Regions from separate parts of the Homo sapiens genome. Here region 1 is linked to region 2. The links are chromatin loops, found by intact Hi-C in ENCODE. Cell type or tissue: heart right ventricle. All regions are shown on one strand. Each heading gives the region's core, and the rest is flanking DNA. Links, peaks and the distances in the headings are about the cores only. Region 1 overlaps RNF115 (ring finger protein 115). Region 2 holds the start of NUDT17 (nudix hydrolase 17).

Region 1 (17,102 bases), core at 4,726-12,725, 62 kb after region 2:
CTATAGGCATGCGCCACCATACCTGGCTAATTTTTAAATTTTTGTAGAGACAAGGTCTCACTATGTTGCCCAGGCTGATCTCAAACTCCTGAGCTCTAGCAATCTTCCTGCCTCAGCCTCCCAAAGTATTAAGATTATAGGCGTGAGCCACCACGCCTGACCAGATAAATTTTCAGAATGGGAAAGGGATGGAGTTGCAGCTTTCTGGGAGGGTAGGGGATGAAGGAGTAGAGGAGGACTCAGGGATTTATGTGGTCTCCAGATTACTTCATTTCTGGAGTAGTTTACAGTATGCCCATTATGAATGTGTCTCATCCTTTATGTGTGTAGTGGAGAAAAAAGGTTGAGTTTCTGATCCTCAAGGTAAAGTCGATATTAATAGTTAACTAAAGTTTCCTACATTCTGGCCCCTATCTGCCTGTCTGCATATCCACATTCATACCATTCCCTTCCAACCTCCATGCATGCTGTTTTCTATCATCATGGTCCTAGACCTAGAATTTCCTTTTTCATTGGACAAATATTTTAGGTCTCTGTTTCAGTCAGAGCTTTCCCTAGTTCCCCCAGGCAAACTCTGTATTTGTTTCTGTTTCTAGTGTTCATTGGTTATAGCAATTATTGTATTAAATTTGCTGTTTCTTGGTTTGACTGTCTCCTCAAGAAACTAATCTTTTTGACATGAGGGATTTTTTTTTTCTTTTAAAAAAGCACTTGAGGGCCAGGCATGGTGGGTTTTGCCTGTAATCCCAGCACTTTGGGAGGATGACTTGAGCACAGGAGTTCGAGGCTGCCTTGAGCCGTGATTGTGCCACTGCACTCCAGTCTAGGTGACAGAATGAGACCCCATCTCTTTAGAAAAAAAGTGTTTCAGTGTTTGAATTACCATCCTGTCTTTCTTTGAAGAGCCAAATACAGCTTACATCATCTTCAGGTAAAACAAAATTTAGGGTTCAGAAACTATATGGCATAAGAAAATAGTTGAACTGGGCACAGTGTTTCATGCCTGTAATTCCAGCACTTTGGGAGGCCAAGGTGGGCAGATTGCTTGAGCTCAGGAGTTCTTTCAGACCAGCCAGGGCAACGTGGCAAGACCTTATCTCTACCAAAAATACAAATAGCTGGTCATGGTATGTGCCTGTGGTCCCAGCTGAGGCCGGCAGGATTGCCTGAGCCCTGGAGGTCAAGGCTACAGTGAGCCAAAACTGTGCCACTGCACTCCAGCCTGGGCAACAGAGTGAGATCCTGTCTCAAAAAAATAAATAAATAAAATAAAATAAAAAATAAAAAAGAAACAAAATGGTTGAAAATGTCTTTCCCATGCCTTTGGAGTCTAGGATGAGGTTTAAAAAAAAATGTGTTTCTCAGGTCTATTTTAATAGGTAGTTAAAATATACTTTAAAAAATTATTATAAGGCAGTCTCTAAAGTGTATTCTTATCCCCAAAGCTTGATATTACTTAAAAGAAAGATGTATTACTGAAGGAAATAGAAATTGAATTAATGGAATTGTTTTGGTTATTTGAATTGCCATTTCTGTAGGGTATTTGAGAATTGTTAGGTCTTGTTTGGAACCATTGATAAACAGAAGATAGAATAGAAATATTGTACTGCCTCATTGTTCCTAGTCTACAAATTGATTTATGCTGTTATTCAGTTTATGTCTCTCTTTCTCTTTTTTTTTTTTTTTGAGGTGGAGTTTCGCTCTTGTTGCCCAGGCTGGAGTGCAATGGCGTGATCTTGGCTCACTCCAACCTTGACCTCCTGGGTTCAAGCGATTCTCCTGCCTTAGCCTCTCGAGTAGCTGGGATTACAGGCATGTGCCACCATGGCTAATTTTTTTTTTTTTTTTAAGTAGAGATGGGGTTTCTCCATGTTGGTCAGGCTGATCTCGAATTCCCGACCTCAGGTGATCTGCCTGCCTGGCCTCCGAAAGTGCTGGGATTACAGGCATGAGCCACCACACCTGGCCCAGTTTATGTCTTTTGTATGTACACAGTAAAAAGTAGTAGTCTCTTTCTTTACATAGTAAAAAGTAGCAGTTTCTTACTTTTTTTTTTTGAGACAGAGTCTCGATCTGTCGCCCAGGCTGAAGTGCAATGGCACTATCTGGGCTCACTGCGACCTCTGCCTCCTGGGTTCAAGCAGTTCTCCTGCCTCAGCCTCCCAAGTAACTGGGACTACAGGCACACGCCACCACACCCCAGCTAATTTTACATTTTTAGTAGAGATGGAGTTTCACCATGTTGGCAAGGGTGGTCTTGAACTCCTGACCTCAAGTGATCTGCCCACCTTAGCCTCCCAAAGTGTTAGGATTGCAGGCGTGAGCCACCGCGCCCAGACTAAAAAGTAGCAGTTTCTATACCCATCATTATTATAATGTTTTACTGCGTTGATATGTATATAGTGGAGCTTTTTTGTTAGATTTGAAGAAAAAATTGGACGATGAATTCATTCTAATTAAAAAAATAGGCCAGGCACGGTGGCTCACACCTGTAATCCCACCACTTTAGGAGGCCAAGGCAGGCAGATCACCTGAGGTCAGGAGTTCGAGACCAGCCTGACCAACATGGTAAAACCCCGTCTCTACTAAAAATACAAAATTAGCTGGGCATGGTGGCAGGTGCCTATAATCCCAGCTACTTGGGAGGCTGAGGCAGGAGAATGGCTTGAGCCTGGGAAGCAGAGATTGCAGTGAGCCAAGACCGTGCCATTGCACTCCAGCTTGGGCAGCAAGAGCGAAACTCTGTCTTAAAAAAAAAAGGCCGGGCGCAGTGGCTCATGCCTATAATCCCAGTACTTTGGGAGGCTGAGGCAGGGGGATCACCTGAGGTCGGGAGTTCAAGACCAGCCTGACCAACATGGAGAAACCCCGTCTCTAATAAAAATACAAAATTAGCCAGGCGTGGTGTTGCATGCCTGTAATCCCAGCTACTCGGGAGACTGAGGCAGGAGAATCTCTTGAACCTGGGAGGCAGAGGTTGTGGTGAGCCAAGATCGCACCATTGCACTCCAGCCTGGGCAACAAGAGTGAAACTCCGTCTCTAAATAAACAAATAAATAACCTAAATTTTAAAATAAAAAAATCTTTGACACTCTACCTTTCAGCTGTCAGTGGAAACCACTTAGGTAGCTATGAAGCAATTCTGCAAATATTTTATGGAATTCTATATTTGCCAGAGTATAATAGAAAAAACTAGGCCGGGACTGGGCGTGGTGGCTCGTGCCTGTAATCCCAGCACTTTCGGAGGCCGAGGCGGGTGGATCGCCTGAGGTCAGGAGTTTGAGACCAGCCTGACCAACATGGTGAAACCCTGTCTCTACTAAAAATACAAAAATTAGCCAGGGGCTTGTAATCCCACCTACCTGGGAGGCTGAGGCAGGAGAATCACTTAAACCCAGGAGGTGGAGGTTGCAGTGAGCTGAGATCACACCATTGCACTCTAGCTCCTGGGCAAGAGAGCGAGACTCCATCTCAAAAAAAAAAAAAAAAAAAAAAAAAGAAGTCCGGGTGTGGTGGCTCACACCTGTAATCCCAGCACTTTGGGAGGCTGAGGCAGGTAGTTCAGCTGAGGTCGGGAGTTCGAGACTAGCCTGACCAACATGGAAAAACCTCGTCTCTCCTAAAAATACAAAATTAGCCAGGCGTGTTGTCGCATGCCTGTAATCCTAGCTACTTGGGAGGCTGAGGCAGGAGAATCATTTGAACCCAGGAGGTGGAGGTTGCCGTGAGCCGAGATCATGCCATTGCACTCCAGCCTGGGCAACAAAAAGAAAAACAAAAAAAAAAGAAAAAAAACTAGGCTGGGCTCAGTGGCTTATGCCTGTAATTCCAGCACTTTGGGAGGCTGAGGCAGGAAGATCACTTCAGTTCAGGAGTTTGAGATCAGCTTGGGCAACATAGCAAGACCTCATCCTCTACAAAAAATAAAAAAAATTAGGTATGTTGGCATGTGCCTGTGGTCCTAGCTACTCTGAAGGCTAAGGCAGGAGGATCTCTTGCGCCTGGGAGATGGAGGCTGCAGTGAGCCATGATCATACCACTGCAGTCCAGCCTGGGTGACAGAGTGAGACCCTGTCTCACAAAAGAAAAAAAAAAACAAAAACTACTTGAGTCAGCGAGTACATAGAACATTTCAGAGCCTCAGCTTGTATACTGCATGTTATTCTGAAACTACAGATACCACGTAGCTTTCTAATGAAAAAGTTTTATTTGTTTCTTCCTTTCTTTTATAGGAATATATATGTCCCAGATGTGAATCAGGCTTTATTGAAGAAGTGACAGATGATTCCAGGTATTGTACAAGCTCATGAATAAATCAGACATTCTATTATCAAAACTATTTTCTCTCAGCATGGACTGAGTAAGTTGAATTTGTTTTACAACTTACACTCTACAGAGAGAGCGAGAGTGAGAGAGAGAGAGTGAGTGCATGAGCTTGCACAAGAGAGGGCAGAAGAATGGGAGAGGAAAAAGAAAGAAAAATGGGAAAATTTGGAAAGTGATATCATAGCAGATGTGGTGATACGCACTGCTCCTGATTGTATGTGGCATTCCATGTACATCTGTACGCATGTCAGAGTAAATCTGGTAAGTTTTCATTTATTATCTGAGACTTGGGGCTTCTCTTAGATTATTAGTTGGTTTTTAGTGACCACTCTGCTGTCTGAAGGTAAACTGCTGTTATACCTCTTTGGCGGGTTAGGGAGTGACTTCTGACAAAGATACCTAATCAGGTAAACAGGCTGTTCTAGCCAGGAAAACCAATTGTTACTCTGCTTTGAGGAGGCCTTGAATCTCTTGTTCTTATTAAGGTTATTTGGCCAGTGTGGTGGCTCACGCCTGTAATCCCAACACTTTGGGAGGCTGAGGTGGGTGGATCACCTGAGGTCAGGAGCTCAAGACCAGCGTGGTCAACATGGTGAAACCCCGTCTCCATTAAAAACACAAAAATTAGCTGGGTATAGTGGCGGGCGCCTGTAATTCCAGTTACTTGGGAGGCTGAGGCAGGAGAATCACTTGAAACCGGGAGGTGGAGGTTGCAGTGAGCCAAGACTCCAGCCTGGGCAACAAGAGTGAAACTGTGTCTCAAAAAAAAGAAAAAAGAAAAGATTATTGCTGTCAAACTTAGGCCATCTTTCCAGGGTGATATTAATATATGGGTTTGTAATGCTTGGAATTTGTTCTTATTGGCCTTCATAAAGGTATACAGCTGATAAAAAGGGGAAATATTTCTGAAAGTGACTATTACATATTCCTTTTTTGTTTATGTGAACAAAACTATAAAATCTTTTTTCTTTTTTCTTTTTTTTTTGAGACAGAGTCTTGCTCTGTTGCCAGATTGGAGTGCAGTGGTTCGATCTCGGCTCACTGCAACCTCTGCCTCCCAGGTTCAAATGATTCTTGGGCCTCAGCTTGCCCAGTAGCTGGGACTACAGGTGTCTGACACTATGCCCTGCTAATTTTTGTGTATTTTTAGTAGAGATGGGGTTTTGCCGTGTTGGCCAGGCTGGTCTTGAACTCCTGACCTCAAGTGATCCGCCTGCCTTGGCCTCCCAAAGTGCTGGGATTACAGGCATGAGCCACCGTGCCCAACCTAAAATCTTTTTCTTTTTTTTTTTTTTTTTTTTGTGACGGAGTCTCACTCTTTTGCCCAGGCTGGAGTGCAAGGGCACGATCTTGGCTCACTGCAATCTCTGCCTCCCAGGTTCAAGTGATTCTCCTGCCTCAGCCTCCCAAGTAGCTGAGATTACAGGCATGCACCACCACGCTTGGCTAATTTTTGTATTCTTAGTAGAGATGGGGTTTCACCGTGTTTGCCAGGCTGGTCTTGAAGTCCTGACCTCGTGATCCGCCCATCTTGGCCTCCCAAAGTGTTGGGATTACAAGTGTGAGCCACTGCACCTGGCCTAACTTAAAATTTTAATAAATTTTAGAATAGCATTGATAGGATGGCCTCTTTTGGCTAAACAAAATGGCACATTTGTTCTTTTGGGGCTATTTGGTTAAACATTCGTCTGAAAATTGAAGAAGTACCGACTGGTCAAAAAGAATCTGTAATCTGAAGCCTCTTAATCTTGGAGTGACTTTGGAGATTTTAATGGCAGTAGGTAATTCCTTTACTGTTACTGTTGGCAGAATCTAAAGTTGAAGGTCCCTTCCACAACCAGGAAAAACTACACATTTTACAGTATGTACTATTAGTTTTACTTTACTAATGATTGGTGATTATATGTGTAAATAAGCTGGAGCTTCTGGGGCAATATGTGGCATGGGATCTATTTTGATACAGTTAAATGTCATCTTGGTTTTAAATAGTACAATACCAACACTAAACGTGTAAGATTAGCATGACTGCAAAATTAGCAATTTTGTGTGGATGGCATGCTAACTTGGGATAGCTTTTTGTTTGTGCCATTATAATTGCATCAAATAACTTATTTCAGGCACTTATGCTCTGCATGTGCTAATTAAAAGATATATTGGTTGTGGGAGAACAATTAATGGGCTTATCTTTTGCCAACTTTTCAAGTAGTAACCCTGGTTTCTTTAGGCAGATAGTACTTTTATGCAAATACAGTTATAAATGAGAATGATTAACTGTAGGATGAATCTTTGTCTAGCAGGGAACTGTGGATTCTGTGGTTTTTGTTCTTAATTCTTTTATGTGTCTTTGTAGATCAAAGGTTGTCTTATATAGGTGCTATTGGTAGCAATTTACTCAAATACAAAGACTCTGTGGTTTGAAAGAGATTAGTGTTTTAAATGAAAGACGAAATCTTTTTCTTAGAATCCTTGTCTTAGAGGCAGTATGATATTTCCTTCTATAAAGTTCATAAACATTTGCTGATTTAAATACTTAGCAATTGCAGTGGTAAGTAGTGGAGGGTAAAAACCAGTAAGAGGAGGGCCTTGCATGTAAATATTAGATAATGGGCTCCATCTGCTCTTAAACTTCCATGTAGAGGAGCACCTTGTAAGTTTTCTTAAGCTTTGTAACATTTCTCAGAACAATGTGGTGGTTTTTATTATCCCTTCTCTATGATTAGCTCTATTATTCTTTAAAGGAATTTTAAGGAAAGGGAACGGTGAGGTAGCTTCAGGGAGAGCAGAACCCCAGAAAATAAGAGTTGCGGTTTCAATTACCAAGGATGTTTGAATCCCTGAAACTGTGTAGTAAAGGCAGGAAGGAAGAGTCTTGGAAGCCTGTCTGGGCTTGAGCAATCAAATGGATACATAGCCACTCAATGTAGTTTTTTATGGTATGTGGTAGTTCAATTAGCTGTTTATTTAGCATAGATGTACAAGTACTTTTGGGCTTGTTATACATTTGGAGTGATTTTTACAAAAGCGTTTTTCTGAAATTAATGCAGGTATTAAATGGTTTCTTATCAGGGAATAAGGCTTGAGAATGGTTGCATAAAGAGTGGCATTAGCTTTGCTTTTTCACTTTTGGTTTCAGACTAACTAGGGTGTGTTTGTTTCCTCAGTGAGCTCAGCACAATGCCTGGATTGGTATTGTAATCCTACAAATGAAAACTATTTGTAGTAGTTTGTGAACTTACCATTGGGGTGAGTGTTTGTATGTTTGTGTGCTTAAGTGTGTCTCTTGAAGTAAAAGTGGTATCCAGCAGTTCCTGTGATTCTTTCCATCCCCTCTTCCCGGATGTGTTAACTTGTTTTCTTTGTTCTTTGCAAATTTCATGGGGACAATGGGATTTAATATTTCTCTCCACTCTTCAGGGTCTTTGGGAATAGATAGTTATTTTATCATTTTCACATGTGATTAATTCAACAACTTTTGAGTGTCAATATAGGATATTGACATTGCAGGATTTTAAAAGGTGATAGTACTGTGTAATGTCTGACACTTAAACACTCTACATGTATTTGAGGCATTAATAAATTGCAGTCTTTGCCTTCTGAATTTATATTAATGAAGGAGGGAAATGGGTTGAAATGGATGTGGCAAATCCTAGATATTTATAATACAAGGTAGGTTTTAGAATCAAAGTGAGAGTGCAGAAGGGTGTGGAAGAGTCTTATTTGGTTGGTGAGTTCAGAAGGGCTTGATGGAGGAGGTAGCATTTGAGATGGGTCCTGAAAGGTGGGTAGGGGGAGAAATATTTATTGAATCCTTTTATAATGTTTTAAATACAGTACCAGGCCCCTTACATTACTACATTTAATCATTCCTAAGAAATATTAACTATTGTAGCCTCAAATGTTGTGTTCATCTGGTGGTTGAATGGTTTTTTAGTGAAACATTTTGTTTTGTTAGCGTTCTTGAGGATAAATATTTGTCTTTTGATAGGTCAAATCCGAATTGCATTGCTGCCTGTGGGTCCTCCTTCCTTCTCTATGGTGGCTTCTCCAATTTTTCACTGGATTTAGCCTTGAAAACCACTTGATTTTGTGGTTTATGATACTTTTCATAGATTAATTCACATGCCAGTTATTCATAATTTCCTTTAATAGGTGTTGTGTTGGGATGAGTTATTTTTCCTTATTGGGCTTTGTTCTCATTATGCCATTCTATATTTAGCTTCTGGGAGGGGAGCTTGTTCCTGGGAATAGAATCACCACTCATTCCTTTTCTCTTTAGTTTTTTAGGTGGTGGCGGCAGTCGGATAGACAATACCACAACAACACATTTTGCAGAGGTAAGTTTTCCTTTAGCTGTAGGAATTCTTTAAGAAGTGGTTAGGTGTTAAAATCATGGCAGATACTAACTTTCCAGTGTGGCACAACATCAGAGTTTAACTGAATGTATAAGAAAAAATGTGGGCCGTAGTAACCCTTGGGAAGATTTGTGTTTTCAGTAGCTGGGGCTTGGGCGTGTTACCTTTGATAAACCCTTGATTAGGAGAAAGTAATAGCCTCAAACTGTATTCTTTTAAACTGGTAGTGTTTTTAATTCTTGTTTTCTACTTTGTTATTGTATATACAGTGTGAGAATAAGAAGCTTTTGCTGTTTTTGAAATAACAGTGTTGCAGACTCTGCTTTAGTGGTGTGACAACCAGGTAAAGTGCAGGCCAGGATAAGTTGTCGAAGTCACAATGAAATAGTCTTCAACCTTGTACAGAGGTACTGATTTCCAGGGCTTACCTCTAGTCAACACAGTAGTTTGGTGTAGATTAAGGATGTTTACTTGCCTTTCAGATCCCAAGATGGGGTCTGTAAATAATTTCTATATCTTCTTATAATGTGGCGTCCATATTTTTTGGGAAAAACAAATCTTAACTGTGATTTGAAAACAGGGCATTAGTCTTCATTCTTGAATACCATTTTATATTGAATCCAGAGTAATTTTCTTTTTTCACTTCGTCCATTGACCTAAAGTCTCTTTAGTTGTGTTTTTTTTTTTTAAAAAAAGAAACCATTGTAACTGTTCTTAAGTGTATAATTCAGTGGCATTAATACTCTTTGTTTTTAATCATTTAGAGACTACAACCCAGAAGGTACCAGTCAGCCTATAAAAAACACTGACGTTTTTCTTTTGCTTGTTTGTATGTGTACCCTATATTGCCATACAACTTGTTCAGCTCTAGAAAGCTGACAGATGCTAAAAGGAAGAAATAAGTTAAATCCCATAATCAGGATTTCTTTATGTTTTAGGATCACATTAGCCTTTTCCAGAGATAGCCGAAGTGCCTAGAGAGATAGCAAAATATTTCACTGTTTTGTATGTAAATTGAAATTGTACTAGTAGTATATTTGAAAAGTGATATTTAATAAGAAGCCTGTAAAACCCTAAGCTTCTCTCCCTTATTATTTGAAAATTATTTTAAGACCTGTAGCCCCCACATTTTGATGTTGTTAGATTTATCAACATTGTCTGGGTAATGGTCCTGTTCTATTTAGGGTGGTTTTTCTGCTTATGGTCTGTGCTACTTCTTAATATACAGTATTAAGAGTTTTGGTTAACTCTGAACTGCCCGGGTTGATTAGAGTGATTCCAGACAGATCGTGTTTTGAACTTGCATTTTTATTTTCCCATTTTAATGGATTGAAAAACATTATTTAATATGTGTTCTGGGCCAGGCACAGTGGCTCACGCCTGTAATCGCAACACTTTGGGAGGCCGAGGTGAGCAGATCACCTGAGGTCTGGAGTTCGAGACCAGCCTAGCCAACATGGTGAAACCCCATCTCTACTAAAAATACAATAAATTAGCTGGGCATGGTGGCATGAGCCTGTAATCCTAGCTACATGGTAGGCTGAGACACGAGAATCGCTTGAACCCGGGAGGCAGAGGTTGAGGTGAGTCGAGATCGCACTACTGCACTCCAGCCTGGGTGACAGAGCGAGACTCCATCTCAAAAAAGTAAAATACAATAAAATGTATTCTGTTTGCCAGTCCTGGAAGCCTTTATGATTTCAGTATTCTTTCCTCTTGTGTGTGCTATTTGTGATAACACAGATTGTCACTTACTGATTAGGCATATGCAGAAGAAGAAATTTCATTTGATTTTTCTTTAGTGTTCTCTTTTAGGTAATGGAAATAGATCGGTCTGCCAATTTTGTAGGTATGACTCACCAGAAAGAGATGCATTGAGTAAGAAGAAAAACAAATATATGTAGTCAGTTTCCTAACTTTAGTAATGCTAAATCCAACACTGATGGCATGAGTTATCCTTCAGGTGTTAAAGTATTTTTGCTGATTCATAGCTTGTAACTTCGTGTTCTTTAGATGTTGCCAGGGATTTTTAATAAATTAGCTAAGAAGTGTGTGTGTGTGTGTTTTTAAGAGATGGGGCCTTATTGCCCAGGCTGGACTCGAACTTCTGAGCTTAAGTGATCCTCCCACCTCAGGTTCCCTAGTAGCTGGGATTACAGGCAGGTGTCACTGTGCCTGGCTGAAAGTATATACTGAATGTTTCATACATAGCACTCTCCTAGAAATAGGGGCAGGAAGTAAATGTCATGGTTGCCTTGCCTGAAAGGAACTTAATTTTGTTGTGGAGCAAGTGCAAACACTTAAGAAAACAAGGAAGGCTGGGCGTGGTGGCTTACGCTTGTAATCCCAGCACTTTGGGAGGCCGAGGCAGGTGGATCACGGGAGGTTGGGAGTTCAAGACCAGCCTGGCCAACATGGTGAAACCCCATCTCTACTAAAAAATACAAAAAATTAGCCAGGCATGGTGGTGGGCGCCTGTAATTCCAGCTACTTGGGAGGCTGAGGCAGGAGAATTGCTTGAACCCAGAAGGCGGAGGTTGCAGTGAGCGGAGATTGCACCACTGGACTCCAGCCTGGGCAATAAGAGTGAAACTCTTATCTCCAAAAAAAAAAAAAAAAAGGAAAAGTGTACAGAGTATAATAAATTTATTCTGGGGTATATGTAACAAGTATAGTAGAAGGAAGAGTTAAGGTGGGCCAGGGTCTTGAGGAGAGGTCATATAACAGTGATTAAGAACACAGCCTCTGGAACCAGATTGCCTGAGCTCAAATCCTGTGTCTGCCACTTATTGGCTGTGTAATCTGGGCAAAGTTACTTAGAATCTCTCAGTGCCTCTCTTGTCCTTGTCTGTAAATTGGGAAATAATCATCCTTCCCTCATAGGGATGTTACGAGGATTAAATGAGTTAATACATGCTAGGTGTGTAGACCGCAATGTGCCTACCATCTAGTGAGTGCTTGATACATTTTAGCCATTATTAAGACTTCATAGTGAAGTTAGAACTTGCACTGGAGCCTTGAAGAGTAGGTGGAATTTAGATAAGCAAAGATGTGAAAATTATCTCAAAATAGTATTCATAAGCTATAAGGTTTTATGCTCATGTCCCTGAAGAAAAAACTTAGAAATAAAATTATATATAGAAACTAAAGTTGTTTTTCTTTTCCCTGCTTTAGTTGGTAATTTCGGCAAAGACTTATGCTCAGTTTTGCTCTATTTTTCTTTAGCTGGAGCTGCTTGTACAATGAAGTGGTTATTTTCTATAAGTAACATTTACTGATAGCTGAATTCTTAAAATACTGTCTATATTAGAAGAGGCTTATTCCAAGAAAATTTCTGTCAAAATCAGTATTGACTTTTTTTTAAAAAAATGAGACTGGGGTAGGAGATAAGAGACTAATGGGATAGAGAGAAGGTAGGGGAGGGTTGCCAGTTACATGGGAGCAGTGTTTGAATAATGTGTGAGGGCCGGTGGAGAGTGAATCTGAAAATATTGCTAGCAGTTTGTAGAGAGAAGACATTGCTATACTAAGCTTCCTGGTGGTAATCTAGAAAGTGAGCCCCATAGCTACCTGAAGGTTTCATTGATTACTTGCAAACTTCTGACCACGACCTGGTGCCAGTGGGTCATCTGATCTTAGAGTCTCAGCTTACCTGAATGGATTGCTTCAGTGCAAGAGTGGCTCTGGCTGCTGCCTCAGATTGGGAGAAAATAAGATACATGGCTTTCTGGAAAAAAGAGCTCTCAGGTATGCACAAGAGGGCAGGGTGCTCTGAGCTGATTTATATGTATTTAAATAAAATTTGTTATTTGTTTTTGTTACATAAGCAGCATTATAGTGGCAGTAAAAAATTTAAAAATATGTATCTTGAGTTTCACTTTTTTTTTTTTTTTTTTTTTTTTAGACGGAGTCTCACTCTGTTGCCCAGGCTGGGGTGCAGTGGCGCAATCTCGGCTCACTGCAACCTCCGCCTTCTGGGTTCAAGCGATTATCCTGCCTCAGCCTCCTGAGTAGCTGGGACCACAGGCGCGTGCCACCACGCCTGGCTAATTTTTTATATTTTTAGTAGAGACGGGGTTTCACCGTGTTAGCCAGGATGGTCTCGATCTCCTGACCTCGTGATCTGCCCGCCTTGGTCTCCCAAAGTGCTGGGATTACAGGTGTGAGCCACTGCGCCCGGCCGAGTTTCACTATTCTAAGAGCTCCCTTTTCCATACATTTCCTTTCAGATTTTGTCCTAAGGCATAGTTACTGAAAAATAACAACCTTAAGCTCTTTTTTGTTTGTTTTTTTGAGACGGGGTCTCGCTCTGTTGCCCAGGCTGGAGTGCAATGGCACGATCTCGGCTTACTGCAACCTCTGCCTCCTGGGTTCTAGTGATTCTCTCACCTCAGCCTCCCGAGTAGCTTGGATTACAGGCCCCCGCCGCCAAACCTGGCTAATTTTTGTATTTTTGGTAGAGATGGGGTTTTACCACGTTGGCCAGGCTGGTCTGGAACTCCTGACCTCAGGTCATCCTCTCGTCTTGGCCTCCCAGAGTGCTGGGATTACGGGCTTGAGTCACCGTGCCTGGGCCTAAGCTTTTTTAAAAATGAGAAATATTGGCCGGGCATGCAGATCACTTGAGGTCAGGAGTTCCAGACCAGCCTGTCCAATGTGATGAAACCCTGTCTTTACTAAAAATACAAAAATTAGCCAGGTGTGGTGGCGGGCACCTGTAATCCCAGCTATTCGGGAGGCTGAGGCAGGAGAATCGCTTGAACCCAGGAGGCGGAGGTTGCAGTGGGCTGAGATTGTGCCACTGCACTCTAGCCTGAGCAACAGAGCGAGACTCCGTTTCAAAAAATAAAGAAATATCCCATATTGTCATTACTTGATTATAGCTTTATGCATTTTTTAGCAAAATACTTCTCATTTCTCATGTGCATACCTCATAACTGTTTAGAGTTGCTGTCATAAGAGTATATTGTATTTCTGCCTCTAAAAATTTACTTGGTATTATGTCATAAACCTTTTACTTGTCTCTCTATAGTTATTAGAATTATAGCTGGACGTGGTGGCTCATGCCTGTAATCCTAGCACTTTGGGAGGGCGGAGGCAGGCGGATTGTTTGAGCCCAGGAGTTCAAGACCAGCCTGGGCAACATGGTAAAACCCTGTGTCTACAAAAATAAAAATAAAAAGCCAGGTGTAGTGGCATATGTGTGTAGTCCCAGCTACTCGAGAAGCGGAGGTGGGAGAATCTCTTGAGCCTGGGAGGCAGAGGTTGCAGTGAGCTGAGCTCGTGCCACTGCACCCCAGCCTGGGTGTCAGAGTGAGACCCTGTCTCCAAAAAAAAAAAAAAAATTAGGACTTCATATTCTTTAATGGCTACATTATATTTATTAAACTATTATCCTGTGTTAGGCATGTCTAGTTATATATGATGGTTGATCATCGATCATACTTCCTTTACCTGAGTCTAGAACATACTGAGAAAACATAGAACACCAGACAGATGGATATAAAAATTTAATTTTTATTCAGCTGAATTGGAACACAAAGTTGAACTGTGGTCAAATGGACATCCTAAGTTTATACAGGATGACCTACCTGAGAATTAGAGGCTGCAAAGCAGGCACACATAATCAGAACAATGTACTTTGCATTTGTGCAACTTCCTAATACATGAACTCCACTTGCTGGAGAAATGCGAAATCACTAGAGATTAGACTTTGCTATTCACTAATCAGCTACATCATTCCTCTGTTGAAAAGTACATACAATATGATGCCCTTTACATAAAATTCTAGAAAATGCAAACCACAGAAAGATCAGGGGTTGCTTGGGGATGGGAAGGGGCAGGAGGGAAGGATTACAAAGGCACACGAGGAAACATTTCGGGGTGATGAGTATCTTCCTTACTTTGCTTTAATGTTTTCACAAAATCGCCTGTGAACTTTTTCAAGATTACATTTCTAAGGTTAATAATTATAAAATTATTTACCCTTAATTGACTCATCTTTATACACTCTAATATTATTTTTTGAGATATAATTCATATACTACGTAATTCACCCTGTTAAAGTGTACAGCTAAGTGGTTTTAGTATATTCACAGAGTTATACAACTATTACCACTGATTTAGAACTTTTTCATCATCCCCAAAAGAATCCCCATACACATTAGTAGTCACTACATATTTCTCCACAGTTCTCTCAGCCCTAGGCAACCACCAATCTATTTTCTGTCTCTATGGATTTGCCTATATAGGATATTTGTTATAAATGAAATCATGCAATATGTGAACCTTTGTGACTGACTCTTTTCTAATTAGAATACTGTTTTCAAGGTTCATCCATGCTGTAGCATGTATCAGTACTTCATTTTTATGGCTGGATAATACTACATGGTATGGATATTCCACATTTTATTTATTCATCAGTTGATGGACATTTAGGTTGTTTACACTTTTTGCCTGTTATGGATAATAATGCTGCTGTAAATATTTTTGTACAAGTTTTTGTGTGATCATATGTTTTTAATTTTCTTGGTTATATAACTAGGAGTGAAATTGCTGCGTCATATGGTAACTGTTCAACTCATTGAGGAACAGACCATAATATTTTAAGAAGTGCTGATGTGATCATGGTTAGTGTAGAGCAAGTTCTGCCAAATGGAAGATATTGTCCATCCTGTTTTTTATTTTGAATGTGTAAATAGTTCACCCCAAATATTTTCAGAAATACTGTCATTATACTTACATTCAGAGTAATGTTTTCAGTTTTTCAAGGCAAAACTTGTCAAACTGTCTCTGTGATTCTTTAGACTGTTTTAGCAAAACTCTATGATAGTGTTCCCTATTAGTTTTTACTTATGTAAGCTGTGTCCTGAATACCCAGTTTTGTTGTATGAGCTATTTTTTTTTTCTTTTATGCTTATCTAAGTCTACTCAGAGACAAATGACCTGAAGCTATTTTTATCCTTAGTGCTGATTTGGTATAAATTTGTGAGGTGTGCTTTTCCATCCTGTGTTCTTTGGTCAGGGTACACTATTATTTTGAGATTAAAATAGGCCACAAATACATTGACTGTTACTATTAATTTGCACTAATTTGCACTTTGTATACTAGTAGGAAAATGCCTCATGCTGATGTTGAAGCTGTTTTTAAGCATGGATCCTTTAGAAATTTTGTATATTATTAGGTGTGGTAACAATTTATAGTCATCTAAAGTATGTTAGTATCAAAGCAGAGTATTATGAACTTGGTGCTTGACTTTTCTGCCAGTCAAGATTTTAAATATTTCATTTTTATATTATAATGAAACTAATGGTTACTTTGAGAGTTGTCTTCTGTGAGCAAATGTTGTGGAATTGTATATAGTAAGGGAATCATAGATTTCTTATAATTCACCTTAGTGAGATAGATGATTGAGAACATGGAGGAGTCTGCTCGTACTTTTTCACTTATTGAAGACAAGTATAGTTTTAGGTTTTTAAATGTCGTGTTTACTTTGGAATTTTGGGTCAAGAGAATTCTTGTGTTCTAGACCGTTTTTCAGACTAGAAACCAGTGATCTCTAATAGATGAAGACTATAATTAGAAAGTAAAGGGAAATAAGGCAGATTTGATAAGAAGCGCAAATGGCAGTTAAAATGAAAAGGTGTTTTATGTCACCAGTATTTAGAGAAATCTTTTTGTTTGGAGACAGAGTTTCACTCTTGTTGCCCAGGCTGGAGTGCAATGGCGCGATCTTAGATCACTGCAACCTCTGCCTCCCGGGTTCAAGCAATTCTCCTGCCTCAGCTTCCCGAGTAGCTGGGATTACAGGCATGCTCCACCACGCCCAGCTAACTTTTTGTATTTTTAGTAGAGACGGGGTTTCACCATGCTAGGCTGGTCTTGAACTCCTCACCTCAGGTGATCCACCCGCCTCAGCCTCCCAGAGTGCTGGGATTACAGATGTGAGCCACTGTGCCTGGCTGAGAAATCTAATTGATGTTTTTACTCTGCATATTACTCTTTGTTCTTCAGCTTATATATTAGAATTTTTAAAACTTTAAAAAAATGTTGGTCAGGCTGGGTGCAGTGGCTAATGCCTGTAATTGCAGCATTCTGGGAGGCCGAGGCAGGTGGATCTCCTGAGGTCAGGAGTTCAAGACCAGTCTGGCCAACATGGTGAAACCCCATCTCTACTGAAAATAAAAAATTAGTCGGGCATGGTGGCAGACACCTGTAATCCCAGCTACTCTGGAGGCTGAGGCAGCAGAATGGCTTGAACCTGGGAGGCGGAGTATGCAGTGAGCCAGGATGGTGCCACTGCACTCCAGCCTGGGTGACAGAGCGAGACTCCTTCTCAAAAAAAAAAAAAAAAAATGTTGGTCAGAGTAGGGGTAAATGTAAGCATTTATACTCTGGTAGGAGTCTGAATTGGTACAGTAGCC
Region 2 (14,175 bases), core at 164-8,163:
GCCGACATCCAAGGTATGACATGGGTCATAAGATGGACCCTGCACTGCCACACCCTCCCCAGAGCTACATCAGAACCCCTGTTCCTTCTCAAAGCCTCCTGCTTCTCCTGCAAGGGGCCACAGTCCACAGTGCTTTGTCTTTTGGTGGTAAAGGGGTCAGATAGGAGGTTAATTTTGATTTTTCTTTTCCTGCCAGGTTTAGATTTATTTTCATTTCTTCAGACAGAGAGTCAGGTAAGTGGTTCTTTCTTCAGAAGGTCTCAGATCTCTGAAGCTTCCTTTCTAGACACTGATGGGGCCCCTCCCTCTCTTATGATCTCTGGGGATGTAAATCTGCTTTCCCGTGAGGGCAGTGGGGTGTAGGTATCTTATTATCTCCTCAGCCCCACTGGTAGTTCCTGAGATTCCTACTTAGGCCTCCTTCCTAGATCCCCTGTTACTTTTCTGCCCTGGCCTACTCACCCCTACCCCCGTGTGCACTTAGAGCACCATGCCTGCTCTAACCGGACATTCCACACATTTCAGACGCCCACAAAGCCAAGAACCTAACAAGTTGGAGGAGCTCTCTCAAGGCAGGGAAAGGGGAAGGGTGTAGGGAAGTAGGGGAAAGAGGGAGAGGCTCTCCTGCTTCTCAAGAGAATACCTTCGGATCCACAGGGGTTGATTGCTCTCATACGGCATTTCTGAGATGAGTGACTGGGAGGTGGGGAAGTCGGGATTGAGATCTTAAACTATGCCCTTGATTCTTCCTAGCACTATGGCCCCTCTGTCATCACCTCACTAGATGAACAGGATGCCCTTGGCCACTTCTTCCAGTACCGAGGGACCCCTTCTCACTTTCTGGGCCCACTGGCCCCCACGCTGGGGAGCTCCCACTGCAGCGCCACTCCGGCGCCCCCTCCTGGCCGTGTCAGCAGCATTGTGGCCCCTGGGGGGGCCTTGAGGGAGGGGCATGGAGGACCCCTGCCCTCAGGTCCCTCTTTGACTGGCTGTCGGTCAGACATCATTTCCCTGGACTGAGTTCCCTGGATTATGGAAACTTCGCTGTCCCCCAACACTGAGCAAGTATGCTGTGGAGTCCCAACCCCAGCTACTCTGATCCCTCTGGGGGCTCTGGCCAAGGGCCAGACAGACCTTCACAGATGCCTACTTTTGGCCTCATCTCTGCCTGACAAGGCCAGCACCCAAAGGGTTAATATTTAACCTCTTTTTAAGGACACTGGGGTCTGTTTCTGGAAATGTTCTTTAGATGGTGGCACATTCCTTTGGGTATGTTAACCTAGGCAGTGGGAGGCAAATGGGATGGTATGTGAGCTAGGAGAAGGGCTGAACCCTCAGCCTTGACTATGTCTAGAGCCTCTTGGGGAAGGGGCACCTCTCTTGAACCCCAAATGCTCTCTCTTCTTATTACCCAAACCCATGGCTCTATTTCTTCTTCACATCCATTGTCTCTTCATGTCTATTCCATTCCCTTCGGCCAAACAGACAGGTGGAAAAACTGAGACAGGCAGTTTCAGAGATGGACAGAGAACTTTATTTTGGATTGTGGATGTGGACTTTTTTGTACATAAATAAGAAAAACCAAAATACTCCAAAGATGACTTCCCCTGCCTCCTACTCCAGTATGACAGAGGAGGATGTAAGGCCTTAGCCATGATCTGCAGGGGTCTGGGAGTCAGGCCCGGCCTATTGCTTGGGTCTCTCTCTATTTATATATCTAAGTTCACAGTGTTTCTTATTCCCCCCTAAGCTTCTAGAGGCTCATGGCCCTGTAGTTAGGCCTGGCTCATTCTGCACCTTTCCAGGGAGGTGGAAGGACCCTGTGCCCTCCTTCCCAATCTTCTTTTTCAGGCTCGCCAAGGCCTAGGACCTATGTTGTAATTTTACTTTTTATTTCTAAAGTTGTAGTGAAGCTCTCACCCATAATAAAGGTTGTGAATGTTCTGTGAGTGTCATGGAGATGGGCTAGGGAGGGGATTTTACACTTCACTTTCCAGACCCCTGGTTTGGGGGAAGAGGGTCCATGTTCCATTCTTCCTTTGCTGGCCCTGGGTCCAGGTAAGCTGCACTTTTACACGGTGGGGGTGTTCTGTGGAGGAATTCCAAGAGAGGTTGTCCTTTCCTGCTTTCCCCCGTGCCTGTAAAAACTAGACCATTCCAGCCCAGTACTGTGGAGCTCTCCAGTCCTTTTTCACTTTTACCTGCCCAGATGTTGCAGCCAGAGCTTGAGGGCAAACTTGGTTCCAGTGCTGACTCTCTCTTTGTCCTCTGCCATGGTTGGGATCATCCGCAGGAGGGTGGACATGTGCAGGACCAGAGGTCGGGCTCTTCCATCCTCCTCTAGTTCCACTGCACTGCATGGTGACAACTCCTGTTGGGGCTGTGCCTTGTAGCTTACAAAGAACTTACATATATGTTAGGTCCCCGAATCCTCCCAACTACCACAGGAGGTGGGTGGGTGTTGACCTCATTTGCAGAAAGGAAACAGGTTCAAGGAGGGTTAAATGACTTGCCCCTGTGTTAGAACTGACACTTAGACCTTCAATGCTAGCCAGTTAGAGCAAGAATCTTTGGGGTTTGATGGTCAGTGTCTTAGATTTCATGTACCTTCTTAATTATCAGCTGACCCACTCTCCTTAAATCTCCCCCACAACACAAAATTCCATCCTGAGGACAGGATAGACGCTGAACTTCTCAACATGAATATGTTGGTGTATTAGAGGCTGAGGGAGAAGCTCTTACTTACAGGACAGAGGGTGGTAGGTCCTGGGGGAGAAGTCCGGGTGTCTCTGTCCCATCCTCTGCGGCAGCCACTGCAGCAGCTACATCTGGTGTCAGCCACATAAGGGCGCTCACCTCATTTGGGTTTGGTTGGATCCGGGCCTGGGGTCAGACATGGTGACCCCTCAGTCATTGCCTCTCCCTGGGCTGCCTGTTCGTGATCAAAACCTACCCGCAGGTTTCATGGAGAAAGGCAGGAGCAAGGGGAAAGGGCATTGCATATTCTTCGTTATCTCTGACTACCCCCGCCACCCCCGCCCAGCTCCTAATCACAGTCAGAACCAGGTTGCTTGGGCTCCCCTGAGCCCTGTTTCCTTCCCTCACTGCCAGCCCTACCTGCAACTGCTGCTGTGATTCCTGGGAGATCACGAGTAGATACAGAACAATGTGATGGTATTTGGGTAAACCCCAGCTCAGCCTAGGAGGGTAGGCAGACTAGGAAAAGAAAACAGCAAAAGTGAGAACTTTCCGTCACTTTTTTTTTTTTTTTAAGATGGAGTTTCGCTCTTGTCGCCCAGGCTGGCATGCAATGGCGTGATCTTGGCTCACTGCAACCTCTGCCTCCTGGGTTCAAGCAATTCTCCAGCCTCAGCCTCCAGAGTAGCTGGGATTACAGGCGCCTGCCGCCACGCCCAGCTAAAATTTTTGTATTTTTAGTAGAGACGGGGTTTCGCCATGTTGTCCAGGCTGGTCTCAAACTTCTGACCTCAGGTGATCCGCCCACCTCAGCCTCCCAAAGTGTTGGGATTACAGGCGTGAGCCACCGCACCCGGCCCTTTGTGTCACTTTTTGAGACTTTGTTAATACAGCTTTAGGGTGAAACAAAATGGTGGCCAAAAGCTGAGGGCGTGGATGGTACAGATGACACAGCAGGGACATGGGTGAGGGTTATGGATTTGGGGATTCCAGCCCACTTATGTGCTATTGTTTCCCTTGTAGCCAAGGCAGGTAGGGGCTGATCTATGGAGGAGCTTCTCCCAGCTACTTGTCTCACCTCCCATAAACCCAGAGGGACCCAAGAGAACTGGCCCTGGGGCAGGTGTAGTCCACTCTCCTCCCAAAGTTCTCGAAGCCCTCCGTCCAGCAGCTGGGAGTCAGAGAAGACACATCAGAGGGGCCAGTGCCTGACTCTTCCAAGTCCTTTTGCTTGCCTCTCCCTCAGCCCACACCCAAGATGGTCCCAGGCATGGGTCTCTTGGCTCAGGTTGGATCAGCTGACTGGTTACCTCCTCCTCAAGTTCCACGTGCCCACCTGCAACAACAGTGGGGCCAGTAGGTGAATGGTGGTGGTCTTGGCCAGGGAGCCCCCACTCACTGTTGACACTCCTCTCCCCTCCAGTGGACACAGAGGGAGTTGCAGTCCCTTGTGACTATGAACATGCCACATTTTGGGGCCCACTTTATCCTTCTGAGACTGGGAAAAACATTGTTGCGGGGAAAGGGCAAATTTCTTCTCTGTACTTGGGGCCTTGTCCCCAGAATACTCACCCGGGGGTACCCAGAGGTTGGGGGAAACGCTCAGGGTGCGTGCCCTTCGGGTTAGCAAGACAGTCTTGTCGCTGGACTGCAGAATGACGGCCACACCCAGGTCCACACCTCGATCTGTGGGCAGCTCAGCCCCAGGGACCCTGGGCCGCTCCTCCAGGGCCGCAAAAGGGCAGAAAGGGGGTCGCTGGCAGAAGGAAGCCAGCTGGGTTAAGGCTTCAGAAGGGCGGCACTGGGTGGGCGTGACTTCCAAAAATGGGGCTACACCGCGCGTTGGGGGCGGGGTCCTCGCCGCCAGTTCCCACCCGATTTCAGTCCCCATCTTTGGCCCTTCACTGCCCCCGCTCTGGGGCCCCCTTCTGCCGACCTGGAGCGGAAGCCTAGCGGAGGCGCCTGGGAAGGGCCTGCTCGAGAGGACAAGCCGTCCTCGCTTCAAGCTGCAGTGAATGGGCCACGTCCCGAGCCCTGGTCCGGCTCCCAGGAGGCCACACACACTCCGTGCGAAGCTCACCGACTCCGGACGCCGGGACAGGAGCAGCTGCACCCGCACCTCGGCCATAACGCGACTCTGGAGTCGCTGCGGCCCGCCTGGCGCCCTCTGGTGGCCTAGAGAAGCTTCCCCTCGGAACGTTCCGCGGGGTCGTAGCGGGGTTTCCGAAAGTCCCCGGGGAAATAAGGGCACATCTTTTGAGGATGACCCATGGGTATAATATTAAACCACAAAGAAGAATACCTCTAAATGCTCAGCTCCTATTCCTTCCTATCTTCTCTGTTTAGGACAATGACCCCCAGACCGAATGACTTCAGGACCCACATGTTACTTCCAACCAGCCCTAAGCTGAACTGTAAGCATCCTCTACAGCACTATGCACACCTGTTACAGCAGGCATCACTTCGAATTAATTATCTCCAAGCGAAACACACCAAATAACATTTTCGATACCACTTCTCCTTTCACTTCACTCAAATGGCAACCAAGTATGCAGATGCTATCTCCTTAAACTTCCTCAAACCCATGTTCTCTCCAGCCTTCATTCATTGCCCTAGTTTAAGCCTTCCTCGTATTTTGCCTGAAATATTATTGCAAGTCTCCAAATAGTCTTGCCCCTACCAGTTCATTCTCTACAGTGCTGCCAGAGTGATGTTTTGTTTTGAGAGTCTCACTCTACAGCCCAGACAGGAGTGCACTGGTGTGATCCCAGCTCACTGCAACCTCCATCTCCCAGGTTGAAGCGATTCTCGTGCTTTAGCTTCCGAAGTAGTAGCTGGGATTACAGGGCGCCCACCACCACGCGCGGCCTTTTTTTTTTTTTGAGACGGAGTCTCGCTCTGTCACCCAGGCTGGAGTGCAGTGGCGCCATCTCAGCTCACTGCAACCTCCACCTCCCTGGTTCAAGCGCTTCTCCCGTCTCAGCCTCCTGAGTAGCTGTGATTACAGATGTGCACTACCCACACCTGGCTAATTTTTAAATTTTTTTGTAACGATGAAATCTCACTGTTGCCCAGGCTGTTCTTGAACTCCTGGCTTCAACTGATCCTCCCAGTGTGTTGGGATTACAGGATTTAGGCACCATCAAAATTATCTTCTAGCTGTTTTGAAATGTACAGTAAATTAATAACTATGCCACCCTGATCTATCCAACACCAGTCTTACTTCTTCAAACTGTATTATCTGTGCCCACTAATCAACCTCTCTTCATCCTCCCCATCCTTCCTAGCCTCTGGTAACTACCAATCTATTCTTTATTTTCTTGAGATCCACTTTTTTAGCTCCTATGTGAGACAGAACATGCAATATTTGTTTCTGTGCTTGGTTTATTTTACTTAACATAATGACCTCCAATTCCATCCATGTTGCTGCCAATGACAGGATTTCATTCATTCTTATGGCTGAATAATACATTTTCTTTAGCCTTTCATCTATTGATGGGCACTTAGGTTGATTCCATGTTTTGGCTATCGTGAATACTGCTGCAATAAACATGGGAGTGCAGGTATCTTTTTGATACATTGATTTCTTTCCTTTTGGAGATATATATATACCCAGTAGTGGAACTGCTGGAGCATAGTTCTGTTTTTAGTTTTTTGAGGAACCTCTGTAGTCTTCCACAGTGGCTGTACCAATTTACATTCCCAACAGTGTACCAGGCAGGGCTCTCCTTTTTCCACATCCTCACTAGCATTCATTCTTTCTTCTTGATAAAAGTAATGAATTGGGGTGAGATGTTATCTCATTGATTTTGATTTCCATTTCTCTGATTAGTGATGTTGAACATTTTTTGATGTATCTGTCGGCCATTTGTGTATCTTCTTTCGAAAACTACCTATTAAGATCTTTTGGCCATTTTTAAGTTGGATTGTTCTTTTTGCTATTGTTTGAGCTCCTTATATATTCTGGTTACGAATCCCTTGTTAAGATAGTTTGCAAATAAAGCATCCTCATCTTTCAAACTATACATTGTCACTCTCTGTGTTCCCTTCCCTGCCTGACCCTTTTCCCTTTCTGGCCTCTCTGTACATAGTGTTTACTCTTCTACTGTAGCACCCCTAATACTTCCTGGTACTTATGTACTTATTTGTCTCCTCCTACTAGACTGTATGCTCAAAATTTATTAATCTTTATATCCCCAAGGCTTACCCCAGTACTTAGCACAAAACAGGTGCTTAGTAAATGATGGTGACTGGCTTGAGGGCAGAGATGGTGTCTTATTTATCTATCCTTGTATGTTGTGTTTAGTATGGTGGCTGGCAATTGTTTGACACTCAAGTGTTTAAACAATTAGAAAACACATTGGTGAGAGAAAACTGAAGATATTATAAAACATCTAACTGCTTTAAATGAATTAAAGCTGCTGGGACAAATTATATCCGTGATACTGAGAGAGAGAATTTAGCGTTGCCAGTTTTAAGGAACCATGGAGAAGAGGAAGGCGCTAATTTACTGTGTGCTTACCATATGCCAGGCATTGAGCTAGCTGTTCTACATACACAGTTTCAGATGTGTTAGAAGCCTGGAGCTGGCAAATGTGGCTTCAGTCCACAGATTCTAGTGTGACTGCTTGGGACAATCCACCTGCTAACCCTGAAAATAATTTTTTCTTCTACTCTGTGATAGTCTTTCACATTCCCTACACTGTGTGTGTTAAAAATTACAGTTCATCAGCCTGGGCAACACAGGGAGGCCCTGTCTCTACAAAAAAATAAATAAATAAATAAAAAATAGCTGGGTATGTGTGGTGCATGCCTGTAGTCCCAGCTACTCCAGAGGCTGAGGTGGAAGGACTGCTTGAGCTCAGGAGGTCAAGGCTGTAGGGAGCTGTGATTGCGCTATTACACCCCAGCCTGAGTGACAGAGTGAGATCCTGTCTCAACAACAACAAATTATCTATCTATCTATCTATCTATCACCTATCTCAACAAAATAAAGAACAGGCATAGACATCTGAAAATAAAATTAACTTCTTAGGAAGTTTCCTATTGCCAGGGATATAGGTAACCATAGGTGTGGGTAACTTCTTTATGGGAACAGATGCATCTGATAGATGATTAACCTTGTTGATTTAAGGTTCTTCCCACTGCCAAGATTTGATGAGGGGAGACTACAGCAATGGATCTAAATATGCCAAATTCTTTCAGGTGTATCCTGGGCTGCAGGGGATAGAGAGGGGGGTTTAGTTGAAGACTCTGCGACTTATCCCACTGCAAATAATGCATCCAGGCACCTCCTTTATTTTGCTTTCCATCCCCCCAGATCTTCTGAGGAAGATGCTTCTTCTGGATCACTGTCTCTTCATGGTGCACTCAATGTAAGACTCCAGCAGGAAGATGGTTTCGTCCACCTGGATCTCACTGGCATCCAACCTGAGTGAAAAGTAAAGGCATTTGCCTAGACTGAATGTTCATTAGCATATTTAAGATTAGAGGTTAGGGTGGGTGTGGCCATGGATAACTGCTTGGTTACCCTTGAGAGTGGATGGAAAGAAAGCAGGAGAACCAGTAGATCATTTTGCTATTTACCGAGCATCTTTATGTGCCAGACACCATGCAAACTGCTAAGAATACAAAATACAGAGCCTCTGTCCTGGGGGAAGGTAGTCTTCATTTGCAATCAGGAAAACGAACGTAAAGGCACAGGTATAAAAGGACCTAGTGTGTTTTAAAATAGCAAGAAACTAAGAGTGTCTGAAGCTTAAAGTGAGTGGTGATTAGGAAGAAATGGAAGCTTCTTCAGCCTGACAAAAGCCATCTAGGAAAAACCCACAGCTAACATCATACTTAATGGTGAAAGACTAAAAGCTTTTCTCCTAAGATCAGAAACAAAACAAAGATGTCTGCTTTTGTACTTCTATTCAACCTTTTACTGGAGGTTCTAGCCAGGGTAATGGGGCAGGAAAAAAAAAAAGTAAAGGCATCTAGATTGAAAAGACAGAAGTAAAACTCTCTCTATTCATGGATGACATAATCCTATTATAAAAAATCTCAAAGAATCTGCAAAAAAACTACTAGAATTAATAAATGAATTTAGTAAAGTTGTGGGATACAAAATCACAACACCAAAGTTGGTTGTTTTTGTATAACACTAGCAATGAACAATCTAAAACTGAAATAAGCGACCACTAAACTAGTATCCAAAAAAATACTTAAGAAATAAATTTAATGAAAGAGGTGCACAAATTGTGCACTGAAATGTGAAGGTCTAGGAAAGAGGTGATGAAGGCCTGCGTGTGGACCAAGATGAAAGGCCAGATTTGAGACACATGACTCAAGTAAAATTAAGCCAGCGCAGTGGCACTTGCCTGTAGTCCCAGCTACTTGGGAGGCTGAGGCAGGAAGACTGTTTGAACCTACGAGTTCAAGGCCAGTCTGGGCAACACAGCCAAAACCCCGTCTCTTAAAAAAAATTTATCAGTACTTGATGAACAAGAGAGTGTATATGGTGATGGAGAAGAAGCTCAGAACATCTTCAGAATTGCTAGTTTACAAAAATAGGTGGATTAAATTCTGTTAAGTGAGCTGGAGGAGACAGTGAGTTTAGGTTTGCTCATGCTAAGCTGGAGGGTTACAGGAGGTCAAAATGGATTTTCTGGATGGTATTCTGAAATGCAGGTCTGAAGTTTATGATGCTTACTTGTTGACATTACGTTTCAGGGTCTCTAGCTGCTGACGTTCAGGAGCTGTGATCATCTCCTCTATTTCTTGTAACTGTGCTTCCTCTGCACCAGTAGCCTGCATAGATGCAATGATGGCTTCTACCCTCTGAGATTTTTCTAGTAGACGCCTGTCAAACAAACACAACTCTGAGACATCTTCCCTAACCTGGGAGATTCTCTTACCACGTGTGTCTGAGGCACTACCCACCACCCTTTACCATTTTCCTGATCAAAGTAGATAATGTCACCTTCTAAGGACATTTTCTACAAACTTATTTGGAAATATAACTTCACTCCTGAAATTCTTATTGCCTCTCATTTGCACTTAAAAGTTTGGTGCTTTTGTACGTTTCTCACAAATTTAATCTGAAAAATTATTTCACTGGGAGCATGTTAGAAAAGTGTAGACTAATGCATGATTTACACTAATCTAAGCCAATGATTCAATGCAAGTAGACTGGTTGCTATCTCTACTGGTTCCTACTTCTCAAAAAAAAAATTTTTTTTTTTGAGATGGAGTCTCACTTTGTCGCCCAGGCTGGAGTGCAGTGGCGTGATCTTGGTTCACTGCAACCTCCACTCACTGGGTTTAAGTGATTCTCCTGCCTTAGCCTCCCGAGTAGCTGGGACTATAGGTGCCCGCCACCATGCCCAGCTAATTTTTGTATTTTTAGTGAAGACAGGGTTTCACCATGTTGGCCAGGTTGGTCTCAAACTCCTGACCTCAAGTGATCCACCTGCCTCAGCCTCCCGAAGTGCTGGGATTACAGGCATGAGCCACCCTGCCAGGCCCAGCGTCTATTGATTCCTATTTCTAGAGGAAATTTCCCCTGAGGCCCTTGATCTTGAAAGATGTAAATAACTCAACTGAAAATGTTACTTACTTATTCTCTTTGGTTTCAAATTGCCTCCTTTCTATCAAGTTGGCTATGCTCTGAGGAAAGAGAAGACAGACAAGGAATGCACATAGTTCTATTTCAGCAGCTCAGGGCGAAGTGGGCACATGAGGGGTACTTGACCGTATGGAGGAAATGGGGAGAAGGTCCAGATTGAGTTACCTTGTAGCACCTGTGCAACAACATTCGGGCAGCTGACAGGATGTTCACAGTATATAAATAGAAGGTCCTGGATGGGGCATGGTCTGGTGTTTTGGGAATTTCCTATTTGTCCAATAGAAAGAAAAATAGCAGAAATTATACTGTTTTAGAACTGGCAAAGCACACACTCATTCTACCTGGAGTTACTTAGCCCTCCTTTTTACTTACACTTTCCTGTTTCCTAGTCATTCAGTACCTGTGTTTATTTTATTTATTTATTTTGAGACTGGGTCTTGCTCTGTTACCTAGGATGGAGTGCGGTGGCATGATATCAGCTCACTGCAACTTCCACCTCCGGCTCAAGCAATCCTCCCACCTCAGTCCCCCAAGTAGCCGGAACTACAGGCATGCACCACCATGCTCCGCTAATTTTTTAATCTTTTGGGGGTGGTGGAGACATGGTCTCACTATATTTTCCAGGCTGGTCTTGAATTCCTGGGCTCAAGTGATCATCCCGCCTTGGTTTCCCAAAGTGCTGAGAATACAGGTGTGCCCGGCCCAGTCTTTGTGGTTTATGTCATAATCAGTCAAATGGAGAGCTGGGCTTCCCTGTTTTTTCCATTTGACTGTCAGCATCCTGAGCTGGGGAAGAAAGGGAGGGCAACTAACATTTACTGAACAACTCTATGTGCCAGGTAAATTCTATTTGATCTTTACAAAAAGTCGTATTATTATTATTTTTGAGACAGAGTCTTGCTCTGTTGCCCAGGCTGGAGTGCAGTGGCACAATGTTGGCTCACTGCAACCTCTGCCTCCCAGGTTCAAGCAATTCTCCTTCCTCAGCCTCCTGAGTAGCTGGGATTACAGACACACGGCACCACGCCCAGCTAATTTTTGTATTTTTAGTAGAGACAGGGTTTCACCAGGTTGGCCAGGCTATTCTCGAATTCCTGACCTCAAGTGATCCGTCCGCCTAGGCCTCCCAAAGTGCTGGGATTACAGGCATGAGCCACCGCACCTGGCAACCATATTATTTTTATTATCACCATCCATCACTGTTTTATAGATGGGAAACGTGGTAACTTGCTTAATGTAACTGGGTAAGGCAGAGCTGTAATCTGACTCCAAAAATCCATTCTATCTATTTACTCATATGCTCTACTAAATAGCCCTGCAAAGACTCAGTTAGATGTGTTGATAAATTTAAACTATAACAGAATTAAGGCTTAAGGAAGGACAGAAATGAGAAGAGAAAAAAAGGCAGGGTGGGTTTGGGGTGATGTCCTGGCTCTGCCTCTTTTTTGTTTTTTGTTTTTTTTGTTTTTTGAGACAGAGTCTCACTCTGTTGCTCAGGCTAGAGTGCAGTGGCTTGATCTCGGCTCACTGCAACCTCCCCCTCCTGGGTTCAAGAGAGTCTCCTTCCTGCCTCAGCCTCCCGAGCAGCTGGGACTATAGGCGTGTGCCACCAGGCCCAGCTAATTGTTTTGTATTTTATTAGAGACGGAGTTTCACCATGTTGGCCAGGCTGGTCTCGAACTCCTGACCTCAAGTGATTTGCCCACCTTGGCCTCCCAAAGTGCTGGGACTACAGGCGCGAACCACCGTGCCCGGCCACCTCTTTCTCACTAGGGCAGTTAAGGCCCCAAATTATCCTCCAAGTGCTCGCTATGTCTCTGTGAATCATGTTTTTCTGTCTCAGAGCTGGATATAGAGTTTGCTTGGGGGTTCAGTATGTTTGCCTAAGAAGCTTCTCTCACCCTAGGCCAGCTTTGCTGGTTGGCAATTATTACGCCCTTGGTTGGTTACCTGGAGTGACATGAAATTTTCTGAGAGCATCTTATATAGCATATCCTTTGCCTCCTTTGCAGGAATCATTGCAAAGTCTTCCACTTGCTTCTGCTCTATGTGTTTCTTCTGCAAAACTAGACGGAATATTCTAGCACAGCGAGACCCAAATCTGGAAAGGAATGAAGAAAGCAAATGGCATGCTAACATAGATCAGCTTTAGTTCCCAGTCATAGATGGGGTGGTTGTTCTATTCCATGTGTGAAGCCAGTACCAGACAGGAACAGTGATCAGAAAATTATTCTACAGCTCCATAGGTTGGTGATGGTAAGGCATCACCAACTGCTGTTAATCATAAGGCAGTCACCAACTGCTGACTCATTTGAGTGCCACAGTTCCTACATTTGTAAGCAAAGGCTTTAGGGAGGCTGGTTAATTTGCATCGGTAGGAATTAAACAGTAGGTTATTTTAAGGTAAAGAGCAGTATTACATGAGATCCATAGGAGTCCAGTGAAAAAATGGGGAAAAGTATGCCAAGGTGTGGTTATATTGGTGGCTTACATAATGATCAAATTACTTCACTGGGGATAGGAAGTATGTGATCCCAAACCCAACCAGTGTCCCCCTTACCTCTCCTGTACGACGGACTCCAGAGTGGCTGTGGCTAGGGATGCTAATGCCTTATGGAGGTCTTTATGTAGAGAATTAAGGTCACTCAGTAATGTTTTGGCCTAGTTATTGTGATCTGAGTTTTATTCCTAAGTTTCTAATTTATAATTAAATTTTAAATGCTATTTTGTTTTTCATGTTATAATTTATGGTTTCAGTCATGGTACATAAATATTCCAAAACTTTAATACAAGTGTTTAAGTAAGGGTTTTGCTTAACTAAAATTTGGTTGATTAAAAGTCCTTTTTCCTTTTCTTTTTTGAGACAGGGTCACCCAGGTTGGAGTACAGTGGCATGATCTCAGCTTACTGCAACGTCTGTCTCCTGGGCTCTAGCGATCCTCCCACCTCAGCCTCCTGAGGAGCTGGACTACAAGCATGCATCGTTACAGCTGGCTAGTTTTTGTATTTTTGGTAGAGATGGGGTTTTGCCATGTTGCTTAGCTGATCTTGAACTCCTGGGTTCATGCAATTCACCTGCCTCAGCCTCCCAAAGTCCACCATGCCTGGCCTCTTTTTACTTCATCATCAATGCAGTTCACTGAAAATTCATAGAAAAATTTATTTAACAATTACTTCAATTTTCTAATTTATTTAGTATAATAAACATTACCAAATCTTTCTTTCCTAAGGCACCATTCTGATTTATAGGTCAGGCTGCCTGACTCTAAGGAAATAACTGGTAAGGATACTGATGACATACATTCCTCCACCACTGTCGCCAGACTTTCCAACAAACTCTAGCTATTAAGAAAAAGAGAGAGTGTTAACTGAACGGAAAGTCCAGTGATTCTGTTTCCAATGGAACAAATCTGACCAAAAGTCTGCAGCAGGTAGCCCTCCTATCAAATGATGTGGAGAAATTGTCTGGGCTGGCTAGGTAGAGAATAACTCTGCAGGAGGATGACACTAGGTATCAGTGCAGAAATAAATTATCAACAGTACAGGCTAAAGAAAAAAGAAAAAAAGCAAAAACAGACTTACTGGATCATCTGCCAGCAGAGTGAGATACTGATCAAGAACTTGCTTAGAGATGTTATAGCCAACAGGTAGGGATCTGAAGATCTATGGAGCAAAGGACACTTAAAATGGGTTTGGGAACTTAGAACTCCTGACCTTACTGAAATAAAGATGTTTTAGGCCGGGCACAGTGGCTAAGGCCTGTAATCCGAACACTTTGGGAGGCTGAGGCAGGTGGATCACTTTGGGTCAAGAGTTGGAGACCAGCCTGACCAATATGGTGAAACCCCGTCTCTAGTAAAAATACA

Evidence for each region. Peaks named below come from ENCODE experiments on the same cell type or tissue, not always from the same donor. Only the 100,000 strongest peaks of a DNase experiment are listed, where the experiment ranks them.
Region 1: a loop joins it to region 2, with 6 times the contacts of the local background. A loop is called at or near these places in 4 of 110 quality-filtered maps.

What each region holds. Positions count from the first base shown.
Region 1 is chr1:145,776,097-145,793,198 of GRCh38, reverse strand. It overlaps RNF115 (ring finger protein 115), which reads left to right. Exons shown (of 9, transcript NM_014455.4): 2 at 4,233-4,291; 3 at 8,603-8,660. Among named protein-coding and RNA genes, the nearest start is that of RNF115, 39 kb to the left of the region's middle. In heart right ventricle, for the core only: no CTCF peak of the experiment used is centred there; no DNase peak of the experiment used is centred there; H3K4me3 peaks cover 3,028 bases; H3K27ac peaks cover 6,796 bases.
Region 2 is chr1:145,836,291-145,850,465 of GRCh38, reverse strand. It overlaps POLR3C (RNA polymerase III subunit C), which reads right to left. Exons shown (of 15, transcript NM_006468.8): 8 at 13,892-13,972; 9 at 13,600-13,651; 10 at 12,870-12,930; 11 at 12,260-12,410; 12 at 10,475-10,576; 13 at 10,301-10,350; 14 at 9,395-9,544; 15 at 6,064-8,127. The coding sequence ends at 8,046. It overlaps NUDT17 (nudix hydrolase 17), which reads right to left and starts at 4,836. Exons shown (of 8, transcript NM_001012758.3): 1 at 4,634-4,836; 2 at 4,270-4,453; 3 at 4,008-4,033; 4 at 3,776-3,868; 5 at 3,118-3,216; 6 at 2,747-2,883; 7 at 2,202-2,354; 8 at 1,512-2,089. The coding sequence starts at 4,825. The coding sequence ends at 1,987. PIAS3 (protein inhibitor of activated STAT 3) reads left to right here. Exons shown (of 14, transcript NM_006099.3): 12 at 1-13; 13 at 197-234; 14 at 754-1,944. The coding sequence ends at 1,020. RefSeq lists enhancers at 1-785, 4,173-4,432, 4,483-4,852, 5,633-5,762. In heart right ventricle, for the core only: CTCF peaks have their summits at 883 (motif pointing left), 4,120, 4,666 (motif pointing left) and 4,870 (motif pointing left); DNase peaks (open chromatin) are centred at 4,084 and 4,775; H3K4me3 peaks cover 1,435 bases; H3K27ac peaks cover 2,159 bases.